Linked DNA regions of Homo sapiens: region 1 is linked to region 2. Evidence: read pairs that join two places in POLR2A ChIA-PET (ENCODE). Cell type or tissue: OCI-LY7. All regions are shown on one strand. Links, peaks and the distances in the headings refer to the core of each region. The heading gives the core; the rest is flanking DNA.

What was found. ChIA-PET counts read pairs that join two places held together with the same protein. Peaks named below come from ENCODE experiments on the same cell type or tissue, not always from the same donor. Only the 100,000 strongest peaks of a DNase experiment are listed, where the experiment ranks them.
Region 1: POLR2A ChIA-PET joins it to region 2 with 10 read pairs; 7 of 35 experiments call an interaction of 5 or more read pairs at or near these places.

The regions. Positions count from the first base shown.
Region 1 is chr2:38,357,592-38,360,508 of GRCh38, reverse strand. All of the region lies in intron 1 of ATL2 (atlastin GTPase 2), which reads left to right. Among named protein-coding and RNA genes, the nearest start is that of ATL2, 18 kb to the left of the region's middle. In OCI-LY7, for the core only: no CTCF peak of the experiment used is centred there; no DNase peak of the experiment used is centred there.
Region 2 is chr2:38,414,788-38,417,704 of GRCh38, reverse strand. No RefSeq gene overlaps it. Among named protein-coding and RNA genes, the nearest start is that of LINC01883, 15 kb to the left of the region's middle. In OCI-LY7, for the core only: no CTCF peak of the experiment used is centred there; DNase peaks (open chromatin) are centred at 864 and 1,734; H3K4me3 peaks cover 1,637 bases; H3K27ac peaks cover 2,500 bases.

The DNA.
Region 1 (2,917 bases), core at 205-2,704, 57 kb after region 2:
GGAGTTTGAGACCAGCCTGGGCAACATAGTGAGACCTGGTCTCTACAAAAACTAAATTAGTTGACTGTGGTAGTGCATGCCTGTGGTCCCAGCTACTCAGAAAGCTGAGATGGGAGGATGTCTTGAGCCTTGGGGGTCAAGGCCACAGTGAGCTGTGATTGTGCCACTGTACTGCAGCCTGGGCATCAGAGCAAGACCCCATCTCAAAACAAATAAGCAAAACACCCAAAATCTTAAAAAAAAAAAAAAGAATCCCCTGAGCCATCGCTTATTCTAGAATCTCCTGACTAGCTAACAAAGTTGACTTCCTAAATTTTAACGTCATTTAAAATACCAAATTTAAATTTACTTTAGTATTCTTTTTTTTTTTTTTTTTTTTTGAAATGGAGCCTTGCTCTGCCCAGGCTAGAGTACAGTGGACGACGATCTCATCTCACTGCAACCTCTACCTCCCAGGTTCAAGTGATTCTCGTGTCTCAGCCTCCCAAGTAGCTGGGATTACAGGCATCTGCCACCACGCCCAGCTATTTTTTTGGTATTTTTAGTAGAGACGGGGTTTCACCATATTGGCCAGGCTGGTTTTGAACTCCTGACCCCAAGTGATCCACCTGCCTCGGCCTCCCAAAGGGCTAGGATTACAGGCGTGAGCCACCGCGCCCGGCCAACTTTAGTATTTTTTTTAAGTACACTTACATATTCAGGTGTATGCTTTTAAGAACTGGGTAATATTTGATGACAAACTTTGGGGAAAAATACTTTTGAGTTTATACATTTATAAACCATTTTACATTTTTCTTCGTCTATTTTAATAAATGCATAAAAGTATTTTTTGCCTTAGTGTTCTTTAAGTGGGAACAGCAAAAATTCTGTGACATCAGTGGTAGTTACTATGGAAACGGGGTACATTTCAAGTGGAAAATAGTATGTGAATCCTATAGGAAAAACAACTCTTTGTTTCCTGATTTAATAGTAATGAAGGAAGGAGATGAATGGTATTATATACTCTTTAAAGCATTTTTTTTTTTTTTTTTGAGATGGAGTCTGGTTCTGTCACTGAGGCTGGAGTGCAATGGCGGGATCTTGTCTCACTGCAACCTCCCTCTCCCGGGCTCTGGGGTTCAAGTGATTCTTCTGCCTCAGCCTCCCAAATAGCTGGGATTACAGGCGTGTGGCACCACGCCTGGCTAATTTTTGTATTTTTAGTGGAGACAGGGTTTCACCATGTTGGCCAGGCTGGTCTGGAACGCCTGACCTCAGGTGATCCACCCACCTCGGCCTCCCAAAGTGCTAGGATTACAGGCGTGAGCCACTGCAGCTGCCCTCTTTAAAGCATTTTTAAAAGTCTATTTTAGGATGGTCTTTTGTTGTTGGCTAGAAAGGGACAAGTCTAAGGGAGAAAATATTTGATAACTGAAATTGTTAATAAGTCGTTTCCTGGAGTCTTTAAAATTTTTGTTTTTGTAATTTGCATTGTAGTTCTAATTTTATATGAGAGAAATATGAGTTTATAAGTTCTTAATGTTTTACAGGACCAGATTATAAGTTAAAATATTTTCTTGTAGTATCTGTTTGACTAGTAGCTGTTTTTTTCCTTCAAAAAAAATTTATCGAAGTCCAAGTTTGTGTCTTTGTCAGTACTTGTAATACTTGTATCCCAGGCTGCAATAGTCTTGTGGGGGAGACCCAGCACTGTTATAAAAGCTCACCCAGGTGATTGGATGAGCTAGACTAATAGTTTAATAGAGCTAAACTAGCTGATAGTTTTCAATCCTAGCCGTATATCATGTTAACGTTTTAAAATAATTTTTTTTTTTTTTCAGACGGAGTCTCGCTCTGTCGCCCAGGCTGGGGTGCAGTGGCACGGTCTCGGCTCACTGCAAGCTCCGCCTCTTGGGTCCACGCCATTCTCCGGCCTCAGCCTCCTGAGTATCTGGGACTACAGGCGCCTGCCACCGTGTCCGGCTTACTTTTTTTGTATTTTTAATAGAGACGGGGTTTCCCTGTGGTCTCGATCTCCTGACCTCGTGATCCGCCCGCCTTGGCCTCCCAAAGTGCTGGGATTACAGGTGTGAGCCACCGCGCCCAGCCATTTTAAAATAATTTCTATAGCTTTTTCCTTTTTTAAGTAGAGATTGTTTTATGTACCTCGACTTTTTTGAACTTTGGTATATCAAACCCTTGATAGCAACCCTGGAGTGGTTAGTTGTATCACAGTATTAGCAGTCTCCCAGGAAAAATAGAGCATTACAGTTTAGCTTGAAAACTTTTTTTCTTCCTTGAAAATTTTATTTTAATATTGTTAGAAACTACATGAAATAGAATTAAATGAATGACACTTACATCCTAAACACTTGTGAAATAGAGTGACCCTTGTTAGTCCATATATCCTGAGGACCAGCAATTTTGGCATCATCTTGGATTGATAATAATGCAGTTTCAAGCTCAATCCCAGTTTTATTGAATCAGGATATGCATTTTAACAAGATACTCAGGTGATGTGTATTCATGTTAAGCTTGACTAGCACTGCTGTGGAGGAAATAACACTAAATAAGACCTGGCCTTGATTTCCCCCCAAACAGTGGTTTAATTGTATGTTTTTCTTATTTTTAAAATGAGTAAATTGGGCTGCATAATCTATAAAGCCTGTGGGAGTGATGTAATAGTTTTAATTTTAAGTATTGAGGCTAATTTTTAAGCATATGTACTAGAACTTGAATGTTGTCATGTATCTTGATATATATTCTAGGGTGTATATGTATGTTCTATTAATGCCTAAAACCTTGTAGTTCTTGGAAAATGCTTTTCCTCCCCAATATAAAAAAGTATCTCTAGAGGTTTTTTTTTTTTTTTTTTTTTGAGACGGAGTCTTGCTCTGTCACGCAGGCTGGAGTGCAGTGGTGCGATCTTGGCTCACTG
Region 2 (2,917 bases), core at 204-2,703:
TGGATGTTACTTAGTTGGGATTAAGTTGCCCCTTGCCTTCTTCCCTGCAGACTGGACAGCAATATTGAATTGTTGGACAGTAGCACACTGGAAGAGCTGAACAGCATTACTGAAAAACGCCCTTCTTTCAGAGAACTTTTGTTCACTCTGTCGAAGATGAGGTCCAAGACTCTAGGACTTCAGCATCTGTGCTGGTAGACAGTGCTTATGCTAACCTCCTCTCCTATGAGGGAATCCCTTGTGGAATGTGTCAGGGAGGGGGTCAGTCAGCCACCAATGGAACCCTCCCACTGCCAGGGACTCACTTCTTCCTGACACCTACCTCATTGTTGGGGACTCAGGACAGCTTTTCTTACTCTGCCCTGAAATCTGCCTCCCTTTTATTTTTACCTATTGATATTTCTACCCAGTAAGAGTTATTCTGTGTTAGGCCAGGCGTGGTGGCTCACACCTGTAATCCCAACACTTTGGGAGGCTGAGGTGGGCAGATCACCTGAGGTAAGGAGTTGGAGACCAGCCTGGCAAACATGATGAAACCACGTCTCTAATAAAAATACAAAAATTAGCCAGGTGTGGTGGTGTGCACCTGTAGTCCCAGCTACTGAGGAGTCTGAGGCAGGAGAATCGCTTGAACCTGGGAAGCAGAGGTTGCAGTGAGCCAAAACTGTGCCACTGCACTCCAGCCTGGGCGACAAGAGTGAAACTCTGTCTCAAAAATTAAAAAAAAAAAAAAAAAAAAAGGAGTAGTCATTCTGTGTTACTGAATTTTAGGGAGTAAGACCAAAGACTTCTTCTTGCTTCCTTTTTATACCTTGCAGAAATCATCACACTTGCAATGCTTTTTCACATCTGGTTTTCTTGCTATGCTGTGCAGGCACATTTGACTTCTTTCTAGCTGCTCTCCCATGGCTAGCAAGTGTCTGGCCCATGTTTGGTGTCTGAGAAATGTGTGAGAAATGAATGAATGAGTGAATGAACAAAATCCATTTCTACTACATTACAGCTTTTCAAATATTGAGAGAGTTGTTAGATTGTTTCTCCTATTCTCCATCTTTTTTTTCCAACAAACTAATTACTCTTCAACAGTTCCTTGCATTTTCAGACCCACTTTGTCTTGTCAACTTCCTTTGCCAGTATTAATTCGTATTAAATTGTGGCTTTGGCCAGGCGTGGTGGCTCATGCCTGTAATCCCAGCACTTTGGGAAGCCGAGGCGGGTGAATCACTTGAGGTCAGGAGTTCAAGTACAGGCTGGCCAACATGGGAAACCCTTGTCTCCACTAAAAATTTAAAAAATTAGCCAGGCGTGGTGGCAGGCACCTGTAATCCCAGCTACTAGGGATGCTGAGACACGAGAATTACTTGAACCCAGGAAGCAGAGGTTGCAGTGAGCCGAGATCACGCCACTACACTCCAGCCTGGGTGATGGAGCAAGACTCCGTCAAAAAAAAAAAAAAAAATGTGGCTTTTACAAGTGTTCACAACACCCCAGACAAGGTGTCACTGGGGTGGAGTAGCGTGGGATCATCTTGTGGACACCATGAGCCTTTTATTTAAAGAAGGCTCCATGAATTCCTTCCAATATTTTTATGACTGTTCCTACTCAGACAAAGAAGGATGTCATGTCACTGGATTTGGAGCCAGAACGTAGCTGAGTGTACATTTGAGTTCTGCCACTTGCACCTGTGCTCTTGTGTAATTTGTCCTTTTTGCATTTTAGATTCAGCAGCTGTAAACTGAAGCTAATTCTACAAATCCTTTGTGAAGGTGGACCAAAATAACATATGTAAAGTCCCTGACACATTTCCTGACCTGTGCATAGTAGACACTCAATACATGGGCGCTATAACTATGTTTCATGATCTCTGATTGGGGTAATATCAAGGGAGTCAGTTAGATTAAGGCTATATTCACATTTAATTAGAGTACACAATAGTTAAAGTATGCTAATAAAGAGACCCCTAGAGCTTTGGATATGAAAAAAATCAATGCATATTCTGCATTCAAAAAGCAAAGTCTGTAGCAACTATAAGATCATTTAAATGAACATGATAATACTCTTTTGAGACTTCCCAGAAGTTTTTATAATATAATCTGTTTAGTTCAGGTAAGTCCGGTTTCATCCACAGGGGAACAGAGGCAAGGAAATATATAAGGTGATACACACCTGGTAGGTTTTGCTGTTTCACTGGGCTACAAAGTAGGCCATAGAACCATCTAATATGATTTATAGTAGACTGGAAGGGCAGGATACAACGCAATGCTCCCACCAACTTCAGAGCCACTGGAAGAGCAGAAGAGTGATGGAGAATGTGGAGGCCTGTTGCCTGGGACTAGTTTTCTCCTCTTCCTTTATGCTTGAACAGTTAGGCACAGGTCCATGCTCAGAGATCTCTGCCAAATGCTTACAGAGGGTACCTAGAATTGTCTGCCTGACCTTTGCCTTCTAGTACATCGACTAAAAGGAATTGCTCCAAGCTTTAGACTGCAGCGAGATAGTGAATGTTTTTAGCTCCAAGGTACCTGAGCTCAGCCAGCTGAGAGAGGCCATCTCTTGGCTGGCCTGTTTGATAACAGAGGACATGCTATGTGCAGCTCATTTGTGCTCTAAGGCCTATGGAGAATAACGGCCTGAGGGCCTGGAGTTGGGACTCATAGAATCATTCCTCTTCTGTTTATGTTACTGGTCTGATCATCTTAGATGAGCAGAAGTTACAGTTGGTCTGCTATTTGTCCATTATCTCCTATCCCTCCCTGGTTTTTACACAGTAAGGCCATTTCATTTAGTGGTCTCTCAAGTGTGGGGAGGGGCCCAGTTTGGGGCATGTGGATATTCGCTCTCACTTACCACTTTGTTTATAGAACTCTGTCCTTGGCCTTGGAGAAAGTTCTTCAAGATCAGGAATGGTGAGGGTAGA